Regions from separate parts of the Homo sapiens genome. Here region 1 is linked to region 2. Evidence: read pairs that join two places in POLR2A ChIA-PET (ENCODE). Cell type or tissue: MCF 10A. All regions are shown on one strand. Each heading gives the region's core, and the rest is flanking DNA. Links, peaks and the distances in the headings are about the cores only. Region 1 overlaps MTHFD2L (methylenetetrahydrofolate dehydrogenase (NADP+ dependent) 2 like). Region 2 overlaps MTHFD2L (methylenetetrahydrofolate dehydrogenase (NADP+ dependent) 2 like).

The links. ChIA-PET counts read pairs that join two places held together with the same protein. Peaks named below come from ENCODE experiments on the same cell type or tissue, not always from the same donor. Only the 100,000 strongest peaks of a DNase experiment are listed, where the experiment ranks them.
Region 1: POLR2A ChIA-PET joins it to region 2 with 10 read pairs; 2 of 35 experiments call an interaction of 5 or more read pairs at or near these places.

What each region holds. Positions count from the first base shown.
Region 1 is chr4:74,274,877-74,291,485 of GRCh38, forward strand. It overlaps MTHFD2L (methylenetetrahydrofolate dehydrogenase (NADP+ dependent) 2 like), which reads left to right. Exons shown (of 8, transcript NM_001144978.3): 7 at 6,549-6,674. LOC105377276 (a long non-coding RNA gene) reads right to left here. Exons shown (of 3, transcript NR_188415.1): 3 at 3,418-3,902. Among named protein-coding and RNA genes, the nearest start is that of EPGN, 25 kb to the right of the region's middle. In MCF 10A, for the core only: no CTCF peak of the experiment used is centred there; a DNase peak (open chromatin) is centred at 8,915.
Region 2 is chr4:74,223,491-74,240,099 of GRCh38, forward strand. It overlaps MTHFD2L (methylenetetrahydrofolate dehydrogenase (NADP+ dependent) 2 like), which reads left to right. Exons shown (of 8, transcript NM_001144978.3): 6 at 1,812-1,904. Among named protein-coding and RNA genes, the nearest start is that of MTHFD2L, 74 kb to the left of the region's middle. RefSeq lists a silencer at 5,308-5,377. In MCF 10A, for the core only: a CTCF peak has its summit at 5,380 (motif pointing right); DNase peaks (open chromatin) are centred at 5,401, 7,531 and 7,861.

The DNA.
Region 1 (16,609 bases), core at 4,772-12,771, 51 kb after region 2:
ATGTTAGGGTGTGGGGGCAAAGTTGAAATATTTATAAGATGTTAGAGTTTGTTTCAAAGCAAGTCTTTATTTTTTAATTTTTCTACTTTAAGTTCCAGGATACATGTGCAGAATGTGCAGGTTTATTACATAGGTATCCGTATGCCATGGTGGTTTGCTGCACCTATCAACGCATCACCTAGGTTTTAAGCCCTGCATAGGTTAGCTATTTGTCCTGATGCTCACCCCACCCCCAACAGGCCCCAATGTCTGTTGTTGCCTTTCCTGTGTCCATGTGTTCTCATTGTTCAACTCCCACTTATGAATGAGAACATGCGGTGTTTGGTTTTCTGTTCCTGTGCTAGTTTGCTGAGGATAATGGCTTCCAGCTTCATCCATGTCCCTGCAAAGGACATGATCTCGTTCCCTTTTGTGGCTGCATAGTATTCCACAGTGTATATTTACCACATTTTCTTTATCCAGTCCATCATTGATGGGCATTTGGTTTGGTTCCAAGTCTTTGTTATTGTAAATAGCGCTGCGATAAATATATGTGTGCATGTGTCTTTATGATAGAATGATTTATAATCCCTTGGATATATACCCAGTAATGGGATTGCTGGGTCAAATGGTATTTCTGATTCTAGATCCTTGAGGAATCACCACACTGTCTTCCACAATGGTTGAACTAATTTATATTCCCACTAATAATATAAAAGGGTTCCTATTTCTCCACTGCCTCACCAGCATGTTGCTTCTTGACTTTTTAGTAATTGCCTTTCTGCCTGGTGTGAGATGGTATCTCATTCTGCTTTTGATTTGCGTTTCTCTAATGATCAGTGATGTTGAGCTTTTTTTTTTTATGTGTATGTTGGCCACATAAATGTCTTCTTTTGAGGAGCACCTGTTCATATCCTTTGCCCACTTTTTGATGGGGTTGTTTGTTCTTTTCTTGTAAATTTTTTAAAATTCCTTGTAAATTCTGGATATTAGACCTTTGTCATATGGTAGATTGCAAAAATTTTCTCCTATTCTGTATGTTGCCTGTTCACTCTGATGATAGTTTCTTTTGCTGTGCAGAAGCACTTTAGTTTATTTACATCCCATTTGTCGTTTTTAGCTTTTGTTGCAATTGCTTTTGGTGATTTCATTGTAAGTCTTTGTCCATGCCTATGTCCTGAGTGGTATTGCAAAGCAAGTCTTTTAACATGCCTTATGGAGGCTTGCTTAGAATTGGATGATTATAATATGAAAGTTTAGGATTGGTGGATACAAAGAGAGGGTTTTGAAGCAAGGGTTTCAAAACATTCTACAGAATCAGCTGTTTGATGCTACCTACTGAAACATCAAAAGATTTGATATTCATTAAATGAGTTTTTCTTAAGTTCATGCGACAAAATCACTTTCATCTTTCATCTTTCTGAGCAAGAGTTTCCTGGAGTAAGAAAGTTATGTAGATGAGGACAGCTGAATAATAAAATAATGTTAATATTACAGCTTTTAATATATAAGCTATGTGAGCATAGATGGTTTTGGTTCTCACATATAATGCTTGAGCCCTCAAATTATGTATAAAAATTAAGGATTGGTTCTATGGAATTATGATAGCAACAACAGAAAAAGTAAAGCTCATAGGAATAATTCACTTGAAATCATTCATTTTCAACTCTAACAAAAAGAAAAATATCCGGACTGTGCATCCTAATGGTATATGTCTTTTATTTATCTAATATTTAAATCGATTTTGATTCTGTTTTATCCAATGACAAGAATTTATATTGCATTTGTATACTTGGGGAATTAAACACATCAAGTCTAAGAACTTTCTTTCCAATATCTATAAAAATACACTGATTGAGCAACTATATGCTTCCGATCATTTGCCTCTGCAAGACAGCAGTGTAAGTAGACTACTTAGTGTATTTAGCGTAACTAAAATAGAGATTTTGTATGTTTGTCATAATTCCAACCATTAAATATAATTTATATAATTATCTTCTTAAGTAGAATGAATGATAGAGTCAAAGGTCAACACAACTTCAGAAATGAATTACTTGGGGAAAGAAAGAGGATTTTTTTTTTAATTTGAAAGGACAAAGGAGAATGTTTAAATCATAGAATTGAAAGGCATAACTAATACAGAAGTTTGTAAGTCTGGCAGAAGCTTAGAGAAGACCTAGATGCTTCTGCAGTCCAAACACCATGAGGACAGCATGGAGGAGCAAAATGGGTCCCAGTACCTCTATTGCTTGCATAAGAATGGTGAGACAGAACACTCACACAAATCAGCCAAAGCAGATTTTTTTTTTTTTTTCACAGATATGCAGCAAGAATAAACAGAAGCCTAGAATCCTTGGTGAGCCAGCTTCCCAAGGCTCAGGAAACTGCTGAGGGCGAATGGAGTCTTATCTGTGCTTGCCCCATTGTGACACAGCTGAGGGAACTCAATACACCCTAGATACCACTTGAATTGCTGAGCTGAAGCACTGAGGAACATCCCGTTCTAAGAGGGAGGAGGACATAGCCTAGGTTGTACCCAACACTTTCTCTTTATCTCAAGATGCCCCATTGTAGTTACTAGGATGCCCCATTCTAGAACTACAATGGGATAAAGAGAAAGTCACTGTTAAGTGGCAGGGGAAAGAGCTGGGGCAGCCAAGGTCATCTGGGGATTTGTCCTCCTACAACTAACCTTCCCAGTTCAATCCCTTCTTTATTTTGAATATTGCTAATAAGGAATAAGGACAATATACAGTTTCTCTTTGTGGTATATTATATTATCCTTAGAATATTCTTTATACTGAGCTAAAAGATACTCCCTCCCTTTGTGTTTTTTCCTTTCTTCTCTCCAAAACCATATAGAGTAAAATCTTCCTGATTTGCAGTTTAACATATTGAAGAAACTACTATAGTTATTGGGGTTTTCTCGTTTTGTTTTTAGGTGTATGCATTTGTTTGTTTGTTTGTTTGTTTGTTTGTTTCTGAGATAGGTAGCCTAGGTTCATTTAACCATTCCTCTAGTGCAGAGGGTTTCACTGTGTGGTCAGTGCACTGGTGATGGTCTGTGACTATTTCTTACCCTCTGCACATATGTTATAGGTCTGCAAGAAGATAGGGAGCTTGCACCAAACTATAAATCAACACACCACTTATTTCACTGAAAAATTCTTGCTACAAAAAAAAATAAAGTTAGCTGAATTAAACTGTGTTTATTGAGATAGTTGCTTTATGTTGTAGCACAAGATTTTATCTTATTGCAGATCACTAATAAGGAATTGAACCAGCTAGTTTGATAGCAAGTGATAAGAATTTGACATGATTTCTAGACTGATTCTAACCATTCTTCCCTAGACCAGCCTCCGAAGTACAACCAACTATTCCAGAGAGTTTGCTAAAAATATATTGGAAAATATTACATCCTTGTATCTGGAGACCATCTTAGTTTTGTATTGAGTTTTTAATCAAGTACAGCACTTCATGAGAATTATACATTTGTTCCCATTCAGATTCTTCTTGATACTTAGAATCCGTCATTCCAAAATTACAACCCAGTAACCATTCTGTCCAATTTGATGTCATTTGCAATATGGGCTATGTAGCTACTGGTATGTTAAAAAACAAAACAAACAACTACCTTTAAAAAAAATTTTTCCTGAGTCCATGGTTCAGCTGATCAGTTATTGTGACCTTGACTCACTCATTTCTGATGAACTTTCTGGGGCCCGATCAAGCATCTGCCATCACTGGTTGTTGGCAGGGGGCTGATCAGTCTATTATGGCCTCAGCTAAAGTGACTCAGCTTTCCTCTATGGTTCTTGTATCCTTCAGTAGGCTAGCTTGAGCTTGTTTTCATGGCCATGACGTGGTTCCAAGAGAGATAAGAAGCACACAAGACCTTTGTAAGGATCAGTCCCACCGCTGGCCTAGAGTAAAGCAGAAAAAAGGTGAAAATGCATCTGGAGGAGAACAAAGATAAAACCATCACAATGCCAATGTGTCCTTCCAAATTATTCATTAAAAATTTGAACATGGTATTGACAAATGCTTTTCACAGAAGACCTCAATAGACCTTACAAATGCATTGGTCGACAGTTTTCTAATATGTTATTTAGCTACCTATGACTCTACCAATAGATGCTTTCATCTAACCTACATTTTTCCATTCATAACAGTTCAGTGAAAAGTTTTCTAAAATTTGATGCTGTAATTAAGAAATTACCTATCGTTTTCTGAACACAAATGACCATCACTGTATTATTTATAATAGCAAAATATTAGAAACACTGCAGGAATGAATACATTTTTATGGTAATCCATACAATTAATTAGTTCATATGGCTCCTAATTTTCAAATGAAATGGGAAAATGCTCACATTTTAATTTAATGACAGAGTGGTAAGATACATAGTGAGACACAACATTAAGGAAATACAGGTTTCATATTTTATATTTAATATATAAATATTTTGAAATCCGAGAAAGAAATACACTAAAAATACTAATACTTATTTTCTTTGGATAGTAAGATAACAGTGATTTTTATTTTCATGTTAAATTTTTATATATTTTCCAAATTTTCTACAGTGGATATATAAAGCGTCATTATCCAAAACAGACAAATATTTAAAGTTTTTTTCCATTTTGTAATTTTCCTGGGAATTAAAATCAAGCTCACACTTTCCTCTATTTTGAAAATTTTGCCATTTGTTCATTGCCATTTAATATTCTCTGAGATGTTATAATAATCAGAGGGAGATTGGGATCTTTGCCATTAGCATAGTAGCTGGACTGTAATAACTATTTTATGAATATTTTTATCTTGAACTTTTTTCTGCAGCTATACTCAATGTATGTCTTCTTTTTCTATTGGATGCCAAGAAGAAACAGGATTTTATGACTATCTGGAGCAATGCATAGTACCTATGTCAGAACCAATAAAAAAGATAAGTTCTATATCACAGGATAGGAAAGCAAGGGAAAAATATATCTCAAACATTGGTGACTCTTCTGTTACATCATTATGAGACTAAGGAAGCTATCCTACAGCTATATCTATGTTGACACTGACCATTTGTTTATAGCCTTTAAACTCTTGCTAGCAGTAAAAATCATGTTACAAGGTGACATTTAAGCCACCCGTAATGCTTAAATGGATAGTACAGGTGCTAGAATGTCTCTAACAATGCAGTGGATAGGCTTTTCCTGCAAGAGATCTAGAATACGAATGTGAGAACATCACCTACCGACACCATGTCCACTAGAAGCATTGTGATAGAATAATAAAGATGATCACAGAGTCTTTGATTCTCCTCCCATTGAGAAGTGGAGTCTCTGTTCCTCCTCGTGATCTGAGTGGACTGTGTTACTTCTTGACCAATAGTATATGACAGAAGTGACATTATGCTGGTTTCCCAGTCCAAGCATTAAGAGGCTGGTAACTAATACTTCTTGTCTCCTGGAACACTCACTCTTGGAAGCCAGCTGCCAAGCTGTGAGAAACCAAGCCCCATGAAGAGTTCATGCATATGTGTTCCAGTTGACAGCCTTAGCTATGCTCCCAGCCAATCACAAGCATCCACTGCAACCATGTGAGTGAGTCCTTTTAGCCTGGTCATGTCTTTAGATGACTCTAGCTTCAGACACTATCTGACTCCAATTACATGAAAGATCCTAAGCCAGATGCATCCAGATGAACTCAGTCAACCCACAGAACCATAAGACATAATAATAAATTGTTGCTTTAATCTATTAAATTTGTGATTGGATTGTTCAATGTTTTTTTTTTTTAAAAAACTGGAACATTAACCATTGTTAGCTGGTACTGTTGTATTTGAAACAAAATTTGAAAATAATTGCAGGAAATAGATGGTTGCATAAGATCTCTGTATAATGTTGCATAAGACCAATAGTGAGGAGAGCTTACTATACATGACACCTTTCAGAATCATATACGGACATCGTGATTCAAAGAAACCAAGAAAAAATAAAAAGAAAGCTCAAGGTAGCACTTAGCACTGCACATTTGGAGTTGATGAGATGCCATTATGAGTATGGCACTTTACTGTTTATGACAACCCTGGGGAATATGAATTATTATTATCTTCATTCTTTCTTTCCCCCTCCCTTCCTTTCTATCTCTCTCCCTTCCTCCCTCCCTTCCTCCCTTTTTTCTTTCCCTCCTTCCGATTTCCAAGTTGCTTTCACTGTGCTCCACTCCACCACACCTCAGCAGGAGCCTGTCTCATGTCCGCAGTCTCCCCATGCCATTCATAGTATGTGACATACAAAAGGATGCTGCTCAAGCAGGTATCCCTGTGATGTCAGGTGAGCCATCTCTGAAGTGAGAGGCTAGCTCCTGCAGGATTTCATCCTCAGAAGTCCTGATGTGCTGCCTTAATCATCTTTGTTATTCTCTCGGATCAGAAATCATCAATGGCCTGTTTTTTAAGGAACAATGTATTACACATACGTGTGTGTGTGTGTGTGTGTGTGTGTATTTTTAAAGCCTACCAAAACAGATATGTACACCTTTGTTATGCTGAAGGACAAACAACTCTTTTTGTTTTCAGGTATTCCAAAGTTGATTACGTCTGATATGGTTAAAGAAGGTGCTGCTGTAATTGATGTGGGTATCAACTATGTCCACGATCCAGTGACAGGAAAGACAAAATTAGTTGGAGATGTGGACTTCGAAGGTAATAAACCAATATCTTTTGATAGGTGAAGAAGATAAAAAAATTCCACCTTACGTATTTTAAAAATAGAGAAGTTTCATTTATGGAGGAATTATTAACTTATTAATCATCACCTCTTTCTTCTGAGGGAAAAGATTTTAATCAGACTTAAATATTTACTTTCTCCCTTCCTCTCTCTTTCCCTCCCTTTCATCCTTCCTTTCTTCCTTTTCTCCCTCTCTTCTAATTGTATCATTAATATTTGGTTTAGGGATCAAATTTCTTATAGTACAGTTTTTATTGATAGAATACAGCTGGCCTTTTATAGACCTGGGCATAGTTTTGAATTTTGGGAGTTGACATCTTACTCTACGCTTAGTCAAATATGCTCTATGCTCAGCCATTCACTCTTAGAGCCAGAAGGCACCTTAGGGTGTGTCTGCCAACCCTAACTACATTTCAGATCTAGGTAGTTATCTAGATAGTTGAAGTCAGTGTTTTTCACTTGTGTTTTAGAGAGAATAAAGAAAAGGAACTAAGCTAAAGTTTTTGTGGTCGATGAAAGATACAAGGCAACAAATATGTAGTAGTAAAAAAAAAATTCTAACCCAGTCTTCTCTTTACAATAGGGGAAACTGGGCCCCAGTACTTCTAGATGCCTGACCCTCTAATCTGATTTTACTTCCGTTATCTTTGTCATATATTTACCTGCATTCAGATTTTCAGTGTGCCTAGGAGTCTTAGATGTCTATGAAGGCATGAATATAGTAAAGTTAAGTGGTGACATTTTTATGTTAGAAATATTTTTTGTATAAGAGTGATTATTCTGGCCAAAAAATACAGTGCCACATCAAGAACTTTGTTAGTTATAGGTGTGTCCTTCTTACAGAGAAACTGAAAAGAATAGGTGATGCCATTTTAAAAATAATTTAGATTTTGTTTTTTCACTTAGAACCTGGTCATCAGGTGATGGTTTACCCAAGTTCTAGCATATTGTTGAATAAAATAGAAAATGCAGATAGTTAGAAGTGTCCTAGGGTACTGGCCCTATATATGTGAGATTCTAAGATACATCAGGGACCAGATCCAAGTAAGCCATTTGAGCCTAAAAGAAAAAGAAAACTGTAAGGACACATATGTGCAACAATGCGTTCTAGAGACAAAATGGTGTAAATAAGAGCAAAGTACAGATGTACCGTACCAAAGAAAACACTGCTGCCCTCATTGGCTCTAATACACAGGGTCTCTGACATGGTTGGAACTCTATTCTAGCAAGGCTGGCTCTTGACATGAACATGTCTATCTGTACGTATATACATATGTCTGTGTGTGTGTTGTGTACATGCTGAAATCACTAGGGAATGACCTCATTTATTTATTTAATCTTCCATGTTCAATCACTTAGGCCAGATATGAGTAACTTATTTGAATTTCTCAACTTGAAAGAGTAAAGTGCATTTTATTTTAAAACCTGGCTTATTTATTTTCTTTACTGTCATTCTGTTTCTTGATAACATTATAGTTATGCATTCATTGCAAAATTACCACATTTGTGATGCACCCAGATGGCACTGACAACATGAGATAACCAGCTTGAGGCAAGAAAAGCAGGGATGTTTGCAGTTCACAGCCTTGACTGCCTGTAAGGCAAGCTTACCCAGCAGTTCAGTCCAGCACATTTTACAAGACTCTTCTCTCATAGAGTATTTTTTTGGTCTCATGTCACTTCCATGCTTTCTTCTTTTTTAAGTAAGAATGTTTTTTACTGAAAGTAAAAAGTATTCTGAAAGCAATTTTTACATGAGCATTTTTGGTGGGTGTATATGCTTAGTAGCACATATACTCACTTCATGTCACATGAAGTCTAACTTGTTAATGATTATTAAATCAAATTGTAGTTCTGTGTATCTAAGTATATATAAAAATTTTAAAAGGAGATGGAAAAGAGACAAAGATATGAGATGAACAGGGCTGGGAGACCTAGCCTGTTGCCCTATAGTTTTGCCACCTCACTAGCTGTCAGTGATATCAGTTAAATGATAGCAATTATATTAGTGGCTCCATTCAGCTCTACTGTTTGGCATATCTTGGACATCCAACAGAGCATTACCAAATGATCGTGTAAAAGCACAGAAACTTTCACCTGGAAGGTCGAGCTTTTCTAATCCTCTCATAAAAGACACCCATATGATTAGTTGTATCTAGCTTGCCAGCCTGCTGATTCATGGAGCAAGAGTACTAATGAGGACCTGGACTTGGTAAAGAAGGCTTTGCCAGTGAGGCCATGACTCAGCCACCCACAGGAGCAGGCAAGTGATAGGTTTTGACATGTTGCTCTTCAAGTTGTTCATCAGGACTTAACCTGAGGTGAAGGATGATCCCCCAACTGAGAGGGAGGAATTTTAAGATGGGTTATGCCACAAAACTCATAAGTAACATTTGGCTTCAAATTGCCACAGGGAAAGTGTGGTGGCTGCTTTGTGAGTATCGGTGAAAAGTTTCACTATAACTATAGCCAAGATAAACAAAACAGATGTAGATAAAATCAATCGTTGAAGTAAATCGTCCTTGCAGAAATCTTTGTTTCATTAGTAAAGAAAACTGGATGACCCCGTTAAAAGTAGGTAACATTGATGGGAATGATTTATCCACATAAATAAACAAAATGGCTGTGACAGAAAGGATGACAATGTCCCAGAGGATGTAAAAAACTTCACATTAAAGGAATCTGCAGTGATATTTCATGCCATTGAAAGGGCAAAGGATAAAATGTTGGAAGCTGATTCATACTTAGAAAGGAATCTGCCAGTTCACCAAGGCATAGAAAAGATGCTTGCTCCTTCTAACTGGTGTGAGATGGTATCTCATTGTGGTTTTGATTTGCATTTCTCTGATGGCCAGTGATGATGAGCATTTATTCATGTGTCTTTTGGCTGCATAAATGTCTTCTTTTGAGAAGTGTCCGTTAATATCCTTCGCCCACTTGTTGATGGGGTTGTTTGTTTTTTTTTTTCTTGTAAATTTGTTTGAGTTCTTTGTAGATTCTGGATATTAGCCCTTTATCATATAAGTAGATGCAAAAATTTTCTCCCATTCTGTACATTGCCTGTTCACTCTGATGGGAGTTTCTTTTGCTGTGCAGAAGCTCTAAAAATCAGGAAACAACAGGTGCTGGAGAGGATATGGAGAAATAGGAACACTTTTACACGGTGGGACTGTAAACTAGTTCAACCATTGTGGAAGTCAGTGTGGCGATTCCTCAGGGATCTAGAACTAGAAATACCAATTGACCCAGCCATGCCATTGCTGGGTATATACCCAAAGGACTATAAATCATGCTGCTATAAAGACACATGCACACGTATGTTTATTTCAGTACTATTCACAATAGCAAAGACTTGGAACCAACCCAAATGTCCATCAATGTTAGACTGGATTAAGAAAATGTGGCACATATACACCATTGAATACTATGCAGCCATAAAAAAGGATGACTTCATGTCCTTTGTAGGGACATGGATGAATCTGGAAACCATCATTCTCAGCAAACTATCGCAAGGACAAAAAACCAAACACTGCATGTTCTCATTCATAGGTGGGAACTGAACAATGAGAACACTTGGACACAGGAAGGGAAACATCACACACCGGGGCCTGTTGTGGGGTGAGGGGGATGGGGGAGGGATAGCATTACGAGATATACCTACTGTAAATGACGAGTTAATGGGTGCAGCACACCCACATGGCACATGTATACATATGTAACAAGACTGCACGTTGAGCACATGTACCCTAAAACTTAAAGTATAATTTAAAAAAAGACTTAAAAAAAGATGTTTGCTCCTAATCATCAGTTGTATGACCAAAAGAAGGCAAGCACCATTCAAACTATTCTTTGCAAAATGTTTACAGAGAAATAAAACACTTCAGTTCTCAATGTTTCCAAAATTTTAAATTGCATTCGTTTTTTTAAATATTAGTTTAATTTTGCTAGTAGTTAGTAGTAGTTTTACTATTAATTTTACTACTAGTAAATAGTAATATTTGTTTTACTATTATCAGTAATATTAATTTTACTACTATTTTTAATCCCCTATACATTTATAGACCACAGTAAGAGAACTTTTAATGTTTTGACAAAAAATTTTTAAAGGTCACTAAACAAATATAATTTCTCCCATTGACTACTAAAATTGCTTTGCACTGTTTCAACAGTCATCTTTGTGGTCTTACACTACTGTGAAAACTGAGCACTGCTTGTATTTTTCTCTGTGTCTAATTAAATCTCATGAAATTAGTGATCATATAGTTCAAATTCATATCCAATGCCATAATCACTTCTACATGATTATTCAGTTGTTTGGTTACAGTTTCTCACTGTTACTATTACTGTCTAGGTAGGTTGTTCACTGTGGAAGGTAATGTTTGCTAAGCACCTTGCCAACCATTATGTTCTTTTCCTCAACATACATTGAAGTTAGGCCTTTCCTGCAATGCCATGCCTCTCTGGATGTTTTGGGAAATAAATAGGACCTTAAAGTTATTACTAAATTGAAGTGCTATTTTGTTTTGTATTGATTTCCAGTTACAGAACTTGACAGTTCATCAATATGTCCAGCTTCTGACAAATGCTTAACATTCCTCTTCTATTACTTGAACATACTTCCTCCCTCCTAACTTATGTCATTAAAAGAAGAAACAGTATTTAAAACCATCTGTGATAACATTATTTTGCATGTCTAAGAATTATTTTTCATTACTAATAATCATGCAGCAAATAATTATTCATTTATAAGTTTATGTTTGCTATATAGATTATTACTTTTTTACACTTAGGTATACCTACTTTCACAGGCAATTTTTTTAAACCATTTTCTATTGTAGCTTAGAAAGAAACTTCATACATTTCTGACAAAGAAGGCTTTATTCTCAAAAGATAGAAATGAGATTATGTGCCATGAGTAGTAAATAGCTTCTTGTAAATAACACATTGGAAAACAGTATGTAGTCCTAGACTCAAAAACTCTTAATTATACCGTTCTTAATTCATCAAATGGATTTGATCAGCTAAACAGTCTAATTAATGACTTCCATGCTGTTAATTCAATTAACCATGCTCTTATGGGTGAATTCTTGGGCCTCATTTACTTCTCATAGCTAACGCAAAGACATTTCTCTACCCTTTTGAAGCTTTAGTAGCTTTGCTTCAATTTTATGATGCTTCCTGCAGGGATTGAGGTGGAATAAGAACTGGAGTGTCTATTCCCTGTTGCCTGCCATCTCTCCTCCCTGTATTCCAACTCTGACAATGCCTTTCCACTTATTGGTTTATACTAAAACAAGGAATGAAACAGACAGGAAAGAATTGGTGTTGTAAAGAAATGAAAGAGACAGGAAAGAGAAATGATGTGTAGGCATTTTTGTTAAAGTAAAAATAAATGAGGTTAATGTTTAAGAGTGACTTTCCTCTCTCTACTGTCTTAACATAATTGGATAGTAAAATTTAAAGTGGTAAGTCTTTGTAAAGGTGATAAGTCTAATGTAAAGGTACATTATATTGTTGATGAAACTGGTTTAAATTACAAAAAATAAAGAAGTCACACTTTATGGAAAAGAATGTCTACTCCTCTAGCGCAACTGACATTATCATTGTATTTTGTACTAGAGTTGCTTCCAGATATTTTATGTATGCATCAACTATATAGTTTGAGGAATATATGTGACTTATGCACTTAAACTTGTTTTACTGATTTGCCATGCTGAAATTCTGGTTTGTGGTTATGTTCAGTGCATGTATCATTATTTGGTTCATCCTTTTTCTATTGTGAAACTCTTAGGTTGTTTCCATTTTTTCCTTTTAAGTATTATACTTGAGTATAGGTGAAGGACTATAACAAAGGGGAACCAAAATGCAATGACTCAAGATAATTTGGCTAGCCAGGCATGGTGGCTCACACCTGTAATCCCAGCATGTTGGGAGACCGAGGAGTGTGGATCACTTGAGGTCAGGAGTTCAGGACCAGTCTGGCCAATGTGGTGAAACCCCGTCTCTACTAAAAATACAAAAATTCGCTAGGTGTGGTGGTGCACTCCTGTAATCCCAGCTACTCAGGAGGCTGATGAAGGAGAATTGCTTGAACCTGGGAGGCAGAGGTTGCAGTGAGCCGAGATCGTGCCACTGCACTCTAGCCTAGGCGACACAGTGAGACTCTGTCTCAAAAAATAAGATAATTTGGCTCTTTCCCATAAAAGTCTGGAATTAGGGAGACAGTCAATGGAGTTAGGCAGCTATGCTTCATTCAGGGATACTGTTTTCTCCTATCCCACTGTTTATATTAGTTTTCCAGAAATGCCATAACAAAGTACCACAGACAGAATGGTTTAAACAGAAATTTACTTCTTACAATTCTGGAGGCTGGAAGTCCAGGATCAGGGGATTGATAAGGATGTTTCTGCTGAGTCAACCTTGCCAGGTAGATGGCCATTTTCTCCCTGTGTCTTCTCATTGTCTTACCTCTGTATGTGTCCATGTCCAAATTTCCTCTTCTTAGAAGGTTGGATTAGACCCTATGCTAATAACCTCATTTTAACTTAATTTTATTTTTAAAGACTTTGTCTCCTGAAACAGTCATTCTGAGGTACTGGGGTTAAGACTTCAACATCTGAATTTAGAGGGGACACAATTCATCCCATAACACCGTTCCACCTGAGTGTTGTCCTTATCCACATGGTTGAAGTTGAATTGCCTCCTCATTTATGTTCTCTTCTAAGGAAAAGTGAAAGAGAGAGCCCAGAACAATAAAATCCATCTTTAATAAAATTGAACTAGAAGGTGCATGCATCACATCTGCTAGCTTTCTACTGACCTGAATATAGTCATGTGTGGAGTACAAGGGATGTGGAATCCATAGTCTCTGAATGGGAGGCTACACTTTGGTAAATAATAATCTACCCTTTACATAAGAACTTGAAGACTAATCTCTTACTTAGGGTAGAAAAGAAAGATATTTATTTATCTAACATCCACATATCATTCAGCTTACCTATCCAGAATTCATTTTGTTCTGAAAAACCTCAGGGGACAATCTCGTCATTGTCTGATTGCTTTCTAATTGGTTTCAAAGCATGCTCCACTTACTAACTTTTTTCTGAGGTTTTGGTGAAATCCTAGTGTCACTGAAGACATATCTTGGCTCAGATCTTACCCTGAGCTTTCCATGGATCTTAGATACACAGATTTGCAATAACATTTGTGCAGGTAATACAACCTCACCTAAATGTCTTTAATTCTAACTAAACTGTTTATTATTCAATCATTGATATAGATTTGATACTTTTTGACCATGTTATACAATTTTGAAAATTGTGTCAGGTCCCTTTTGTGACTTTCATTTTTTATATCTCTATCTTCACTGGCTTATTTTCAGTCTCTTGATTATTACTGTTTTTAGTGTAGCCCTTCAGATTCTTCAAATTAGGTTCATTCATTTAGTTGTTCAATGCTATTGAGCATCTGCTATGTGTCAGGCATTTTTATAGTCACTTGGGATACAACAGTGACCTAAAAAGACAAAGTACTTACTCACCAGTAGCTTCCATTTTGGTTATAGGAGACAGATAATAAACAAATACATATCTATATAACAAGGCAGTGTCTTAGTGATACAAAAATAAAACAAGATAAGAGGGCTAGAGAATGGTGGCATGGAGTTTCTTAGAAAAGGTGGTCAGGGAAGGCTTATGCTAACCTGAATAAATGAAGAAGGGAGTCGTGGACAGATGAGGGAGCAGCATTCCAGGCAAGTGGAGCAGCAAATGCAAGACCTTGAGGGGGGCCTGGCTGGCGGTTTTTATGAGCTGCAAGGGGGCCATTGTAACTGAAACAGTAAGTAAGGAAGTGAGTGATAGAGAATAAAGTCAAAGAGGTAGCAGCAATCCCATCTTATAGACCAAGGAAGGATATTTGGATTATACTCTAACGCAGTGGAAATCCATTGGAGGATGTGGGGCAAAGAAATCACATTTGACTTGTATTTTAACAGTGTCACTCTGGCTACTGAATGACACATAGGCCGTATAGAGGTAAAGGTGTAAATAGGGATACCTGTTAAGAGGCTATTGTAATTATCCAAGTAAGAACTGATGGGGCGTGGACCAGGTTGTAATGGGTGAAGATGTTAAGAGGTGGTTAGATGGTAGATATAATTTTAAAGGAGAGTTGGAATGATTGGTTAAACAAGTAGATATGAGGGAAAGAGAAGAATCAATCAAGTGTGACTCAAAGGATTTTGGAATAAGCAAGAGTGGAGGTGCCAGTTCTGGAATCCTCTTGAGATGAATCTTAAAGGTTCAATGAATTTTACTCAAGTATGTGTATTTAGGGTAGATAATGGGCAAAAGAGAGGAAGGGGCTCTTTCCTGGTAGAGGGAACAAAGAATCAAAGGAAAGGAGGCAACATTACAAAAGGTTTTATGCACTCAATAGCAGACCCAACATGGGCTGTTGAAAGAAGGAAGTATGATATTGTATACAATTGTGAATTTTCCCCAAATATCTGGTGCCTTATTTTGAATTTTTCAAAAGAATCTCCACCAGGCAGGAAATCTCCCCTATAAAGGGACCTTTTAATTTGAGACTCCATCTGGCGAAACCATTCCTCAAAATTCCAACCCAATAGTCAAGCATAAGGTCAGGAAAGGGTTTGGAATTACATAGAAGCTCAGTATCATTATCCTAAGAAACTACTAGAGATGAGGTGAAAACCCCTGGAGTGCTTTGTAAGCAGCTTTCTATGTTTTCTTTTAATGCTTTGTATTTGAAAGTTTGGATTCATCTTTCACTCCCTGCTCTTTTTGTATTATGTCCAACCTTTCATAAAAGACTATGCTTTGGAGTCAAGCTAACTTGGGTTTGAATCCCAACTCTACTGCTTAAAACAATTATGATCTTAAGTAAATCATTTCACCACTCTGAGACTCAATTATATCATCTGAAAGATTGTGATAATAATTTCCATCTTATAAAGTTGTTGTGAAGATTAAATGAAATAATCACCTTACATAAGCTAGTTAATGTAGGTGAATTGCCAAGCATAATGCCTGGTGAAAGACTGTGTGTGTGTGTGTGTGTGTACGCGCGAGGGTACATTGCTCACGTTTTCTCTCCATTCCCACGAAAGTATTAACCCAGAAGTATACAACTTCACGCTTCAGTTACCACCATCCTCCTCATTACTTTTCTGGCCTAAACTCTCTTCCAGTGTAGTCTGTTCTCTTTGCCCAACTCTCATATGAATCAACTTTAAAGCACTCATGCTTATTCCCATCTTCTCCTGACTCTCCTTACAGGTTTAATTTGCCTTACTCATTTTGCTCTTAATGCTATACTGCGTTGCACTTTTACTTAGTTGTTCCTAACTAGATTGGATGCCTCTGTAAGATTAGCTTCCTGTCTTACATTTATTTTTCCTTTTCTTTTTTTTTTTTTTTTTTTTTTTTTTTTTTTTGAGATGGAGTCTTGCTCTGTTGCCCAGGCTGGAGTGCAGTGGTGCGATCTTGGCTCACTGCAGCCTCCACCTCCTGGGTTCAAGCAATTCTCCTGCCTCAGCCTTCTGAGTAGCTGGGACTACAGACGCACGTGCCACACCCAGGTAATTTTTGCATTTTTAGTAGAGATAGGGTTTCACCATGTTGACCAGGATGGTCTTGATCTCCTGACCTCGTGATTTGCCCAGCTCGGCCTCCCAAAGTGCTGGGATTACAGGCATGAGCCTTCGTGCCTGGCCCATTTCTTTTATATCTCTGTCCCACACCAAATTTCAGCCTTCTTATTCAGACCACTGTTTATTTGTATGAACATTCTCTGTATTTAAAAACCAGTGGTATCATTCTTACATTACAGAAATACTCCCCTCAAGTTAACTTAATGGGAACAAAAGCTTTCATGCAGAGTAATA
Region 2 (16,609 bases), core at 4,794-12,793:
GGAATTAGGAAAACTAATTAATGGGTACTAGGCTTCATACTTAAGTGATGAAATAATCTGTACAATAAACCCTCGTGACATGAGCTTACCTATATAGCAAACCTGCACATGTACCCTTGAACTTAAAATAAAACTTAAAAACAAATAAAAATAAATAAATATTTTTGTATAATATTTGGTCATAATGTTCAACTTTTCCATGACATTTTTTGTTGAGTTTATTGGTACATTGCTAAGTTCTTAAATTTTTTTTGCCTTTGTTTTGCCTTTTGTTTTGGTTCTGACACTTTTTAAATGTATCTTTCTATTGAATTTTTAAAAATTTGCATATGGTAAAATTTACTCTTTTTGGTGTGCAGTTTCATTAATTTAGACAAATGCATGTAGTCATCTATTAAGTTAATTAGTCTAACACCACTAGAATCAGAACAGCTTCATCACTCCCCAAATTCCCCTGGGTTTGCTCTTGCATAATATCCTTTTATTGATGCTGTGTCACATCCATTTTTATTACTCATCATTGAATGAGTTGGATTTTTTAGATCTACTGTTTACAGGACACTTCTGCTGGGGGTTAGAGGAGGTCCTGTGCAGCCTTCTGACTCCTTTATTACTTTCACAGAGTCAGATTGCTTTCTTCTAAAATAGCCCCTCTATGTAAGTGTGTTCCCACCCACTCTAAACTATACTGGGTCCCGGAAGGCTCTTCTGCCTTTATTTCTATTCTCACTGCCCCAATTAGGAAAGCTATATTTTTTTGCACTTTGGGATAAACTTTTCACAGAAGTGTATTTTTGCAGTCAATTTCAGAGATCTGCCGCTGCCGGCCATGTTGTCATTCTCCGCATTTCTTTGCTGCCTTTCTCCCTGTATGGTATCTACTAATTGCTGCTTTTGGTAACTCTTAACATGTTTTTGGAGTCTGTAGAAATTAGGTCTTCCAGTTTTTCTAAAAATGGTGATCATGTAACTTTTGTTGTTTTGGTTAACTGTGTAACATTTGCACATCTTCCAGGAGAAGACAAGATGCAGTCTTAGCCGTATTCTTACCAGAAATCCTCTTGACTGCACTTTATCACCAACTTTCCCTCACTCTCCTTTCATGGCTCACACTTTAAATATTGGAATCTCTTGCCTCTCTTGTTCTTTCAACCCTCCCTTAAGGCTTTCATATAAAATCTTCCTGTGATGTACCATAACCTGTGACAAAAAAATTTTGCTATTTTCCAAATACCCACTTTCAAAGTTGGTTAGTTTTTTCCTGCTATTCTTTTAGCTTGGAATGCCTTTTTCTTCCTTACCTGATTAGAACACTTCTGCTCATGCATTAAGACCTAAAAAAATGTATTTCCTCCTTTAGGAATCCCTCCTAGACACCTTCTCAAGACAGAATTAATCTCTCAGTTATGCTCCCACAATATATTGTCCCATTTTTTGTTCACTTACCTTATTGCTTTTATTATTTGTTTGCTTGTCATTATGAAGACAATGAGTATCCTGTATACTAATGTATTAAGCAGTCAACACAGAATTTTCAAATTCTGTATTTCAGGGACTCTACTTATAGCTCTCCTGTGATGATCGGCACTTACCCTAATTTGGTCTCATTGATTTTCCTTTCATTTAATTGAAGGGTACAATATTTTGGTTCCTCTTGGTTTTCTTGTATAGCTTTTGTGCTCAAAGTGATTTAGTCATGTCAAAGTAGCCTTTCTATTCTTAGGAAATAAGTGAAACTCTTCTGGATTTAGAGCATTTATAAAATTTTTAAAAGTTCAGTAATCACTGATAGAAATTCTTCTGTATTCCAGGTGATGCAACTGTGACAATAGCTCACAGATACACCCCCAAAGAGCAACTGAAGATTCATACGCAGCTGGCAGATATTATCATAGTTGCTGCAGGTAAGTCCTTAGTGACTGTTATTTTTTGGAATGTCATCAGCAGAATAATTCCTGCCCTAAATGCTGACATGTTTGAAAGCTTTTTGAGAGAGTTAGCTTTATGTATGACTAACTTCTGTTGATTGGATTCTGTCTCTTGGCAATCATTATATCAGTCCATTGTGCCTATGTTAGCATTTGTTACTTCATTATGGAAAACCCAAACAGCTTTTGGGATGACAGATTAAGCACAAGAACAATGTGCACTTTGCTAATTGCTTTGACGAACATGGTTTAACAGCATTTACGGAAAAAGGTTGGTGCAGGTAAATAATACATTGTAGCTATGGAGAACAATAAAACTTGTATTTTCAAGTTGTATCAAGGAACATAGAATGTTCAGGTGAGGGGAAAAGATAGTCACTATGCTGCCCTAAACACAGCCAGGCTGAAGAATTATGTTCTGAAGTCTAGACTTTAGGGGAAAAGTTGATGGATGAGACCATGTCCAAAGGAGAGTATCTAGGATAAGAATCTTTCCAAAAAAGATGACATATGAAATTTGGTCTGATGAACTGAGGATGTTTGGTCTGGAAGAAAGTATGACCTAAAGAGATACAACAACTTTTTTTTTAACATAAAGAAAAAACCCAAGCCCAAACTTTTATAATAATAAAAGCTGCCTCAAAGTCACCAGTTCTTGAGATAGTAAGTTCCTTATCACTACAGTGATTAGCAAAATAGATAAAAACATAAGTGGCATTTCATAGAGCATTATTTGTCAACGTTTATTGGATTTTGCCCCATTTTGGTTGACAAAAAAAAAATCCCCTTTCAACATTATCAAAATATTTCAATAAATTAAACAACATAGCTAAAAATGCATGTAAACAGTTGTAATTATTTTGAGCATATGTTCTTTGGGGAAGGAATCACATTCTTTCTTTACTCCCTACCATTTAAAGGACCATTGCAGAGAATGTCTGTCTACTGAGTACTAGGTTGGGTTCATTGTGTTTTAATACTTCCTTCAATGATGAGACTCTTTAATTCTCTATTTTAATATACAAAAGAAAGCTTTATGGAATATATGTATATGTATACTTATTATATTTCATAAGATTAAATTTCTTTAAATTTGTTTGTGTTTTCCTACAGGGTAAGTTAACAAGAAAGATATTTTAGAACATAGAAAAGGCTGGAATATGGGGCTTGTGTATGGATAATTCACTTACAGATATTTGAGAGTTTATCATTTACTCTGATTTTAATTAAACGTGTACTTTTGAATAGCAAAGATAGTACTAAATTCATTCAATTGAATACTAAATTCATTCAATTGAATATTATTTATTCAATAAATATTGGACCCTTCCTATGCAGCAGTATCTGTTTTAAATTTTAGGAATACAGCAATGGATACAAATGATGAAATGCCAGCCCTCGTAGAACTTACATCTTAGTGGGAGAGAGAGCAAATAAACAGTAAAATATAATGCCAGATAATGATAAGTGCTATAATGAAACTGGATGAAGGAATAGTGTTTTGGGGATACTGTTTTAGATTGATTGATTGGTGAAGATCTTTCTTGGGAGGTGACCTTTTGAGTAGAGTTCTTGTCCTGGCCATTCTCCATTTGTCCACCAGCCCCAGTGTCTGCCCTTCCCTGCCCTGGTCTGGCCCTGAGAGGCTGACTAATGAAGATGGCCTCACCTGTGTTCCTCTGACACTGGCTCCCAGCAAGGTTTGGCACTAGTAGGATATCTGAAGGAGAAGAAGAGAAATGTCAAGTCATGGTGTTTCTTCTCTACTCTTTTCCACTTCTACTGTCTTTCTCTTCCTCCTGCATCGATAGCTTTTGCTCAGCATCCTTTCCCCGACAGCTAAGGCTCTCACTGGGCTGCAGTAACACCATTTCCTCACCCCTACAGACCTAGGAATGGTACAAGCTTCCTCCAGTTTCTAATCTCTAAGAGCTGCAACAGCTTTTGTTTTTATCTTAGCCTGAATATATCGCTGTAAAAATTATTTCATTACTATATGGGGTGGATTCTGTTTCCCATGGAGATACCGACAGAAGCAGATCTGTATGAAGTAAAGGCACAAATCAAGAACCATTCCTGGGGGAAGAGCATCCCGAGCAGAGGAAACAGCAGATACCAAAGTCCTTAGGCAGGAGCATGCTTGATGTATTCCAGAACACAGGTCTTTGACGGCTTATTATATTACTCTGATTTTAATAAAATATTAATAAATTATGAGGATACTAGTAAGAAATGTTGTTGGGAAGGTAGCCAGGGTTAACTCATGAAGGACGTTGTCGGCCATGGTTAGGATTTTGATATAAGCCAAGAATGGCTGACAGCAGATCAACATGGTCTGACTTAGGTTTTAAAGGACTGATCACACCTTTAAAAACATATCAGACCTCATGTCTGCAGTTGTGTCAAAAACTGACTTTAGAGGTGTAAAAGTAGAAACAGAGAGGAGAGGTATTGCAATTTCATTTAATGGGTCTAGATTTTGCTCTAATTTGTTTTGTATTTGAACACATAGTTTCAATCAAATTTAATAAAATATCTGATTCTTCTATAGGCCCTTTTCTGGAACCTAGAACATATACATGACTGCAGGAACAGTAGTTGGCTCCTCATAGAGTAAAAATAGAAATGTTCTTTTTCCCAGAAAAAAAATCAGTAAGCTGGTACAGATAACCATACCACATTGCCTGTTTTTCCAAAAAATTACATTTGGGTGATATCAAATGCAAATTTTTGAACTGCATTGACAGAAGTCAGGCATGTTTAGAGAGTTAGTAAACTTTTTCAGACCACAGATCAGCATTAAGTGAAATACTGCTTCAGCCACTGATACCTTCATGGCAGATAAGTATTATACTGACTTCTTTTTAGAGACACTTCTGTTCACACACAAGACACAGAATTTGTTGAATAAAGAGGAATTTGAATGCTCATCTTTGTCCGTTTCTAACCTTAGGAAGAATGAAGTTTACATTATCCTTAAAAGGTATTATTTGACTAATGTTAACAGCTTGTACAGAATATTTGACTATTGTCCTTAGATAACATTTATCAAATATTATATTGAATGAGTATTTTATTCTAGTGGAGGAAAATCTCTCATCATGCCTTCCTACTCGTGGTTTGTTTTATTATTATGACAAATGGCACATGGGTGATCACAATCCACTTGCAAGAAACACTGATATTCTCTTGTAACTAAGTCAAAGCTTATGCCATAATGCCAACACTGTTGTCCTCCTTGAGTTTATCCTCTCTAGCTTTCTTTGTAAAGGCCTAAATCAGCCTTGAGTACAGATATTTAAAAAGAAGACAGGAAAAGAAAAAGAAAAGGAAAATAAAGGAACAGAAGGACAAGGAAGACTCAAGCCTATATAAAATAAACAAGACAGGAGCCAGGAGGTACTCAAGCTTTAGGTGTGGTGGGTGTTGAGGCTGTCCCACAAGCATCCCGCTGAGGGTATTTTCTTACCACCAGAGGGCGCCAGTCAGGTGAGCAGCTACTTCAGATGTAGCCAAGTTGGCCATACACCATGCTAATACTAGTTAGAAGACATTTTAAACAAAGACAGTGGGAAGAAGTCCTGTTCCTTGCTTTTTTATTTCACCTTTAATGCCTCTTACTAAATACAAAAGTATGTTGAATGTAGAAGACAGATTTGTATGTAGTTCTGCAGTCTTCTTGAAGAAATAAATATTTAGCCAATGGGAAATTTAGGGGAAGAAAATTGAGAATTTATAAGAAACAACTAAAGATTGCTACATTTCCAGTTAATTAATAATCACCTGGAGAAGTTAGGGATAAAACATGTAGGCATTTATAAATTATAGAAAGAATGTGAGTGAATATAAAAAATAAATCCCATATAACCAGACAATAGGAATAAAGTATTGCCAGAATGACCATATCATGCATTGTGTGTGGGAACTAAACAAATACAAATAGCAGTGGGTATTTAAAGGAAATAGTGATCTAATGGCAGAGGTAGCCAGAACGGGGAGGGCTAGATCACTGTCATAATGAGAATGTCAGCATATATGGAAACAACCTCATCTAGGAGAACTCAGGGTAGAAGGAGGAGGATTGCGTGATATATATCAGAAAGAATGATAATGTCTGAGAGATGAGAGTGAAGAATGTGGTAATGAAATCTTGACACAAGCTTGAAGAAAGTAAAAGAGGAAATCCTGTGTGAAGATCCTGAGACATGAATATTAGCTTATTTAATATTAATGTCATCCCTCCAGTTTCTCATAGTACTACTCCTACTGGCTTATATATCACTCACCTTTTTAAAATTGCCCCCAAAATTGAGATTTAGACTCAGTTAGAAGCTTAGATCTGCAGAATCAGACCCTGTCACACTATGCAATTAGAAGTAAGTAGCTTCAAGTCCCTACTCAAAGCCAAATCTCTGAGTTCACAGAGAGAGTTAACAAGTTTCTAGAGTACTTTAATGTACCATGGTTATAGCACATAGTACCTGTTTATAGTTGTTATCTTCATTAGACTACAGCAGGTAAAGGCGTGGTATTTTTTTTTAAGCTTGCTAGGTAAGTGCTTAGAACAATATCTAACACATAGTGGTTGCCCAGTAAATGTGAGCTGTGTTGATTTTGAGATTATAACTACAATAAGAACTTTTTCAAATTGATACATATTTAGCCGATATAATCTAATTTTTTAAGATGGAATTATTCTAGTTGTTGGATTTACACACTGTAGCATTATTTTTGGGAACTACCAAATTATTCCAGTTTGTCATCATAAAGTAGTTGCTAAAGCAATAAAAAGTGAAATATTTATTCATGAAAGAGTAGTTCATGTCATTAAGTGTATGAATGGAGTGATTTAGGTGTAAATGTTAAGATTAAGAAATGATGGGAAAGGTGGCCGGGTGCAGTGGCTTACATCTGTAATCCTAGCACTTTGGGAGGCTCAGGTGGGTGGATCACCTGTGGTCAGGAGTTTGAGACCAGCCTGTCCAACATGGTGAAACCCTGTCTCTACTAAAAATACAAAAATTAGCCAGGTGTGGTGGTGGGTGCCTGTAATCCCAGCTACTCAAGAGGCTGAGGCAGGAGAATCACTTGAACCCGGGAGGCGGAGGTTGCAGTGAGCCGAGATCACACCACTGCACTCCAGCCTGGGCAACAGAGCAAGACTCTGTCTCAGAAAAAAAAAAAAAAGAAAAAAGAAAAAAAGAAATTATGGGAAAGGTGAAGAAAGAGTAAGGAGACTATTACATCTAAAGAACAGTAAGAGTACTGGATGGTTGAAAGGGGAGGAGCAGTTTAGGGAAAGGCTAAATCAGCTTTGCACAAGCTACTGATAAAGAAGGGAAAGCTAGCCAGTATCAATTCTAAGATCATGTTGGAGATCATTGGGCTTTCTCGTATCTGCTTTAAGGAAACTGTAGGCTATCCTAAGTCTGTAAAATTCTAGGAATCTTCATTATTCAGCAGGATAGGCAAGTTTTTTTAGACATTGTCCACATTACCCTCCACCCATCTGAGTAAACTCTGAAACTATATTCAGGAAATGAGCTGCTGAGTCAATGCCACTTGCATGTCAAGCTCTGGATGCAGTGTCACGGTGGTGAAAGCTGGCATTTTTGGCCACTAAGCCATCCCTTCCAGCATGACGAATGAACCTTCACAGTTGTAACTTTAGAGTGTCTATTGCAACACTTTTAATGACAGATACCATGATATAAAACAGGATAAATGGGCAATTTAGTAACTCAGAATATTCATACTTACTTGTCATAAAGTACAAAGTGACCAACGAATTTCCTTTCACCACTTCTCCAATCATATTATCAAGTCTTAGAAACACTCCCATCAAACATTATCCTAGGGCTCAATAGGGTTTTCCCCCGGGTGTATTTCCTCCTCCTTGAAACAGGGTTCGTAATTTTCAGGAAACCAGGACATGGAGAAGTTCCAAGGGGTGGGGCAAGGAAATAGCTCCACCATCCCCACAGCTCATGCAACCCGGGAGTACAACTTGCTCACTTACGGCCCTGAGTGCTTCCTGAGTGATGCCAGCACATTTCATGGCTTCACTCATACTATAGTCCTTTCCATATCTCATTTCTTATTTGTTATTGTCCAGCTTGTCCTCTTTTGCTAGCCTCTGCTACTCCACTTAAGGGTTCCTTCCCTCCTTCCTAAAAGTTGTCATTATTTTCATGGTACAGAGTAGTGAAAATGCACAGGCCTTTCTAAAGTAAGAATTCCAGGATTTAAATTCCAGCTCTGAGACTTGCTGATTGTGAGCTTGGTCTCATTTCTGAATCTCAATCTGTTCATTGATGTGATTTAAATGATAATAATAAAAGTAACCTTTCATAGCGATGTCTACTTTATATTTTTGATCTTAACTATGCTGATCTAAGTAGAATTTCCCATATCTAAAATGATGCCTTTTACTTATTGAAAGGCATTTTAGTGTGGTTTATGTGTAATACCAAATAAAGAATATTTAACACTTCTCAAAAAAAAACCTTTTGCATAGTGTAATCAAGCTAGCCAATCCATGTAAAGAGCATAGCACAGTGCCCAGTATATTGCAAATATTCAATAAGTGTTATGTGTTAATGTATTCTATGTTAGGCATTGCATGTGAATATTTAAACAATTTAGAAATGATAAATCAGTTGATTATTAAGCTACAACTTAGCATAACTAAAAGAATATACTTCTTGGTTGCTTTTGATACTAATACAGTATCAGAGTAGAGTAGTTCTTATAAGCATAAATAAATTAAGAAGTGACTTACACATGAGGGACCAACTTTATGGAAACTTTATTTTTATACTTAAGATGTATGCCTTCTCAGGATGACATCAGCACTTGTTCATAGATGTGTATTATGTTGTTCCCTGGATGAATTCCTTATTGCCTCTCCCTCCTTTGGAACAACCTGACTTTGAGAGGGGAGATAGGGAAGGCCGAGGCACTTAGATGAAAGGGATTTTTTTCTCTCAGGCCTTTATCCACCGTCCCAGTCTCCCTCTCTCTCTGTTTCTACCTCATCTTCCCACCTCAGGCTATTCTGGCCCTCACAACCCATGCCCAAAGCCTAAGTTACTAAGTAAGCAAAGCTTCCCTGGCCTGCAGTGAGCTTTGTCAATACCTGAGAGGGCAGCCTGACTACTGATATTTTTCTTGGTGTCAGTAATACATCCTTACTGCAAAAACTTAGAAAACTTGGACAATAGAGAGGGAGGGAAAGAACCTTAATCCCAACCAAAGTGAAATAAGGTAAACAATTTGATGTTTGACCTTGTACTGTTTTATATTTATACATAGATCTAAATATTTAAACAATTCTTTTGCCTTGTATATACTATTTGTATTTAGCAGCTCTACACCATGTACGTGCTTCTTCATAAAATGCTTTCTTCCAAAACAGACTTCTAATGACTCTATAGTATTGAGTGCTATGGATATACTAAATTTTATTTATTCAGTTCTTGACTATTGGACATTTAGATAGTTCCCTGAGTTTTACTGTTATGAATAATGCAGCAAACAGCTGTAAACATCTTAGATTATTTGCATCGTAACCCATAATATTTATCGTATTGGTCTTAAGTTTATTTTCTTAGTAATTATTACTTATATTCTAAAAACAAATGAACATTTAAGCTTGGTGTATAATAAAGGCTTACACGTGTGTTTAATATTAAAGCATATTTCATACCTTACCTGTGCATTTATGTAAAGTTTTAACAGAGAGAGGAGATAGCTGTGTCTCGTTTGTAACCCATTCTCCAGGCCTGTTACCATTACCAATCAGTATACTATGAAGCTTTAGATCCTTATCTTTCCACAAGAGAAGATAGAAGCCTAGTGTGTGGGGAAGGGGACTCAAATATGAAGTGGGGTGTAGTATCAAAAGAAACGTGGTCTTTAAAGTAAAGAGGGTTTGGTTTTAAATTCAATTTTAACTTTAAAAATCACATCTAACTCTCTGGGCTTTATTTTCAGCTATCGCAAAATGGAGGTAGTAATACTAGTGTTTATAAACTGTCATGAGAATTACATCCTTAGCACATAATGGCTACTAAGTGAAGGTAGTTTCCCTTCCCTTCATTCTCCTATTGTGTGGTGAGCTCCTATTGTGTGGTGAGCCAATCACTAAAATTACAACATGTTTTAAATGAAAATATATGAAAATTTATTATCTATTATGAAAAGACTTTAACTTTCTAATACTTTGGTAATATAGACTGTACAAAAACATGTACAAACTTTTATATGTTTCCTTGCTCGTTAGCCTCAAATAAGCAAAAACATTTTTCCAAGATCGATCACCTCAGAACCATCACAAAGTTTTATTTTTTTTTCTTCATTTGACTGAGACCCTTGTGTTTTTCTCCTCAACTTGTTCTAATTACAGGGACTTTTGAAAAGGGGGAATCTTTTCATCTCTAGGTTTTTTCAATCTATGGTATTAGTACATGGTTAGCTGAGGTTGATTTTTTTTCTTTTGAGGCTCTTCTCTCAACACATATATATGTACTATTTCTGATTTTTCATGAGTAAAACAAGCATTGATAGCAATATCCAAAAAAGCTTCAGTAAAGAACAATTTATATCAAAGATCTTTCTTCACTGTGGAGAATCACAGACTTCCTTGGAAATATACTTTAGATGGTCAAATGATACATCATTTAAACTTAATTCTATTTGGGTCCATGCATGTATATCATGGGCTTGGGAAGAAGTGAGGTTCTTCCTTTCAAGTTATGTCTGTAGCCTTTGATATTATCACTTTGTTATATTTTTATGTCCAGGTCTTTAAAAGGTTTATGTTAGGAAATACTTAAATATACCCAAAAGTGTATAAGAATAATGTTAATTAAAACGTTAACACTTATGTTATCAATACCTAAATTTGACAGATGTGAATATTATGTATATTTTCAATCTACCTGTTTTATATTTCTATAACTTGCTTTGTTTTGACTAATGCTATGACTTTCAAGTTTGCCCATGCTAATAGATGTAGCACTATTTCTATAATACTCAATTGCTGAGTATCCATTTTCTGTTGATGAATATGTATGCTATTTCCAATATATTGCTATTATGAACAGTTCTGTAATGTTTAAGTTTATACATATTTTCTTGGAGACTCATTCATTCATCCATCCAGCAAACACTAATTTTGCCACTGGTACATATTAAGCCATATAGCAGGCATTAGAAAAATATATATATATAAACTTGGTTCAGCTCTTGAGAAGTCCAGACACTAGTGGAGGAGAAAGATGTGCAAACAAATTAGTGTAATACAGCTTGCTAGTGCAATATTAGATACATGTATGTATGTATATGTACATGTCTATCTGTTTAGAAAAGGAGACAGTGTGTGTGTGTGTGTGTGTGTGTTTACGTGTGTAAGAGACACAGATAGATTGAAAAATAAAAACAGAGAGAGAGAGCATCATTGGAGAGGAAGTAATAGCTCTTTTCCTCTGACTCTGAAAAGTACATGAATGAGTCGGGTTTCATCCCACAGAATGAACAGAAATTCACTAGGCAGAATAAAAGGCAATGAGACTTCTGGCAGCTTAGAGCTATAAAATGCTATGCATATAGCAAAGAAAATATTTACTCTTTCAAAATGACAGGTGCCTGTCTGTGAGTTGTGAAAGATGAAGCATAACATTTAGGAAAAACCAGATATCATAATAAATTAAGAAATTTTAATTTTATCCTGTAGGTCATAGGCAACCTTTAAATAATTAGAAGCACTGAAATAACATCATATTTGAATTTTAGAAAGATCACTTGGATAGCCCCTGTGCAGGGATAAAACTGGAAGTAGCATTGATGTAGTTCTACACTAATACAGGAGTAGATGAAAGTGAGAAGGAAAAACAGGAAGTAGACTAGAAAGGCTTACTGGCTTTAGAGACTAAGTATATGGTGTTGCCATTAACAAGGAAGGTATATAGAAAGGAAGCAAAGTTTGAGAGAAGTAAAGATGAGTGAGTGGGAGGAGATAATTAATTCAATGTGAATGTGTTGAGTTGATGACACTAGGTGTTATATTCAGGTGGAAAAGTCCAGGAGAGGGTTGAGATATGTGGGTGTGGGGTTTGGGAGAGAGCTCTGTTCTGGAGTGATAATTTTGGAAGTCATTAATATCAGGGATATTGGACACGAATTCATGGATAAAACCATCTAGAATAAGTCTGTTTATAGTGCATGGACTGAATTTCTATTTCAGACATCTTTGAAGTGTGTTGGTTGATATGGTTACTTCTATAACATTGCCTTCTTGCTTCTGTATACCTAGTGCCAATGAAAGATAGCCTATTCTTATTCCAGCATCTACTTCAATTGATCGTATAAGAAAAAAACTGGTATTTTTATGAAGCTTTGTTGTTTCATACCTGTTGTTCTTTTGTTACCCCGACCTTTATCGGCTTGAAAGCATTGTTTGAGTAACATGAGAGAATGTATTTGATAAACCAAAATGTGCCATATAGTGGAGACAAAATTGTGTCCTAAAAATAAAATGATGGACTTTACTTCATAAATGTTTAATTTTTTACATGTAAAAGATTAAATTTAAACTTCTTTAATGTAATGTAAACTTCTTTAATAAATGTTCCCAGCAGGCAGAATTTTTTGTTTTTGCTTGCATTTGTAGTCTTTGCATACTGGATTTATTGTGACCATCTAATGCTCAGTTAATTTCTATTATCTGACTTGTCCAGGTTACCAGCTTGATCTGATTTTTACAGTTTTATTGCTCACAGCCTATTATATCTTCACAGCACTTTTTTCTGTGACCAACAGCCTGGTTTTAGTAACTCTGGATTTCCCATGTCCATTATTTGATTATGTTAATGCTTTCTAAAACACAAATAAATTGTTTTCTCAATTCCTTATGGCTTGATTTTTTGATTTCTAAACTAGATTGCCTAAATTTTGCTTGAAACATCTATTGACTTATTCACTGTTATTCTTTAAAAACTAGGACCTGAAAACGAAAGTTCTACATGCAATGGATGTGCTCGCTAGTTTTTTCTAGCCATCCAGTGTATTCTCTATGGTCTCACCTTGTCCTTTATTCCTTCACACTTGTGGTATCCATTCAACTTCCCTGGGGCTCAGGTCAAGGCAACTTATGACACGCCAGGGTCTACATTGCTAGTATGGATTGAAAGCTTTCTGTCTCTAGCTCAGTCATGCCAGTAAATGATTATCTCTGCATGAAAAACAGGATAGGCTTCACATATCTAATAGAGAGTGGTGCGTAACGCACATATATTTTTCCTAGTGTGTCAGTAGATGATTAAAAATCATATTTTAACTTTTATGTGCCTTTTTGGATATGTCCCATGAATATTATCACTCACTTCATCAAGAGACTCCAATAAATGCTATCTGAAGTTACACTGAGGAGGAGGTATAAGGCATTTTTCCCCACTATACTTTCAGTGGATTTATCTCTTTTTAGGTTTTTTTTTAAATAAACCTTACTTTTATGGGATTATATGAAGTTGTACTTTATAGTTGTAAAAAAGTGGTTTAATAACACCCATATCAGGCATAAAATATGCCTTTACATTTTGTAAAATTTAAATATGTTGTGGTAACATGGGATGACAAGGGTGCTTTCGTATAAAGGATAAAAGTCCTCTCTCAATCATATTGTGAAGTATAACAAAATAATAAAGAGGAGAAGGAGAAAGGAAATACAAAGAAAGGATCTACATGACATATGTGATGAGTAGGGAATAGTAAGAATTATAGTGGGACAGCACTGGAGTGAAATCCACTGTTCTGTGACCTCCAGCAGCCAGGACCATGTCTTATTTATATTTGTGTTTCTTGTACCTGGTGAAGAACCTTGCTTTTAGGACTAGAAAACTCCCTGTTCAATGAATGAATTCCTTTCTTTAGAAGTCAAGTGCTTAACCGGTTAGGCACGGTGGCTCAAGCCTATAATCCCAACACTTTGGGAGGCCAAGGTGGGCAGATCATTTGAGGTCAGGAGTTCAACACCAGCCTGACCAACATGGTAAAACCCAGTCTTCACTAAAAATACAAAAATTAGCTGGGCGTGGTGGTGCACACCTGTAATCTCAGCTACTTTAGAGGCTGTGGCAGTGAGCTGAGATCGCATCACTGCACTCCTGCCTGGGTGACAGAGACAGACTCTGTCTGAAAAAAAAGAAGAAGTCAAGTGCTTATCTTGATCTTGGTTTAAGCTTTTTTCCTAGAAGGTAAGGAAGCTCTTCATAGGGGAAGATGATCCTTTCAGGACTCATTCAGCCTTAGATTCTCTTTCATACCTTGTTTGGGACTGTTCCACTTCATGAAAGCTTAATATGGCATTGCATCAGCACCACTGACTCAGAGCTTGCACCTGCAGAGTTCAAAAAAAGGTAGGGGAGAGGCAAAGAATTAACTGAGAAATTACTGTCTTCAATGAAAAAACTAGAAAATACCATTGCTTTACTTTCTACTGTGGGTAGGAATATAAGCCTTTCTGTAGGTGAAGTCGTCATTCCAATGGTGTATTCAGAGCATGGTGTTACTGAATGTCTGTTGCAGACAATGTGTTGACTATCAGAAAGTGAAACAATTTTATTAGATCTATAGTCATTATTAATTGTGTCATTTTAATAGCATCAGCATATCTAATTAATACCTAGGAAAATTGATATTTAAAAAATGTAGTGATCAAAATGTTACATGTCAGTGCTTATGTAATAATCCATACAGAGGTGGTGTTTGAAATGTACTATGGAGACTCTGACGGAGCACCTGGTTACCTGCTTTAGGTGTGGCTTTGGTTCTGAAATAGAGCAGTTCTGAGAAGGAAGGAATGTGTATTGGTATATATCTGTGGTGCGTTCTAAGGCAACTTTCTATGAAAGTCCTTTCTTTTTACTCATTTATGTAGTTAAAGACATAAATGTTAGACTGAAACCATAAAAACCCTAGAAGAAAACCTAGGCAATACCATTCAGGACATAGGCATGGGCAAGGACTTCATGACTAAAACATCAAAAGCAATGGCAACAAAAGCCAAAAGAGACAAATGGGATCTAATTAAAGAGCTTCTGCACAGCGAAAGACACTGTCATCAGAATGAACAGGCAACCTACAGAATGGGAGAAAATTTTTGCAATCTACCCATCTGACAAAGGGCTAATATCCAGAATCTACAAGAAACTTAAACAAAGTTACAAGAAAAAAACAACCCCATCAAAAAGTGGGCAAAGGATATGAACAGACAGTTCTCAAAAGAAGACATTTATGCAGCCAACAAACACAAGAAAAAATGCTCATCGTTATTGGTCATCAGAGAAGTGCAAATCAAAACCACAATGAGATACCATCTCACGCCAGTTAGAATGGCGATCGTTAAAAAGTCAGGAAACAACAGATGCTGGAGAGGATGTGGAGAAATAGGAACACGTTTACATTGTTGGGAGTGTAAACTAGTTCAACCATTGTGGAAGACAGTATGGTGGTTCCTCAAGGATCTAGAACTAGAAATACCATTTGACCCAGCGATCCCATTACTGGGTATACACCCAAAGGCTTATAAATCATGCTACTATAAAGACACATGCACATGTATGTTCATTGTGGCACTATTCACAATAGCAAAAACTTGGAACCAACCCCAATGTCCATCAGTGATAGACTGGATTAAGAAAATGTGGCACATATACACCATGGAATACTATGCAGCCACAGAAAAGGATGAGTTCATGTCCTTTGCAAGGACATGGATGCAGCTGGAAACCGTCATTCTGAGCAAACTGTCACAAGGACAGAAAACCAAACACTGCATGTTCTCACTCATAGGTGGGAACTGAACAATGAGAACACTTGGACACAGGGTGGGGAACATCACACCCCCAGGCCTGTCGTAGTTTGGGGGGGCAGAGGGAGAGATAGCATTAGGAGATATATACCTAATATAAATGACAAGTTAATGGGTGCAGCAAACCAAAATGGCCCATGTATACCTATGTAACAAACCTGCATATTGTGCACATGTACCCTAGAAGTTAAAGTATAATTTTAAAAAAAAAAAAGGCTTCTGGATCTGTCTTTTACTGAAGCACATTTCCCCCACATTTATTTTTGTTTAATTCATAATTGCTCATTTTAAAAATGACTTACCTTTGTTACAAAATGTGAGAATTAACGAGTACTGTGCAGAAGTGTGGGCTTTATGATTGTGGTTGGAACAAATTCAAATAACTCATAGTTTTTCTCTGAGTGTGCAGATTGCAGGCAATTCACTTAGAATTTTATTAATATGTGCCTTTCAGATGAAGATAATAATCAATATAAGAATCAGATATTACATTGTAAAAAGGGGCAAGTGCATTGCAGTAATGTTTTTGTTGAGTTTCTATTATGTGTTTCATAATTCCTGCTTAATATTTATTTTAACAAAAGTCAGAAAGATTCCTTGTCTCTGTAAAATACACAGACACATACACTCCCAAATCCACATTACCATATACATCCTTCCCAGGGTAGTTGGTCAGGATATACTTAAAAATAATGTGGTGCACCATATCAAAAGGAGTGAGAATCCCTCCATGTGTACTAAGAGTAACATACATTCTTGTAGGTCACTAAGATACCACCCCCAAATTTACTTCTCTTGAATAAAAAAACAT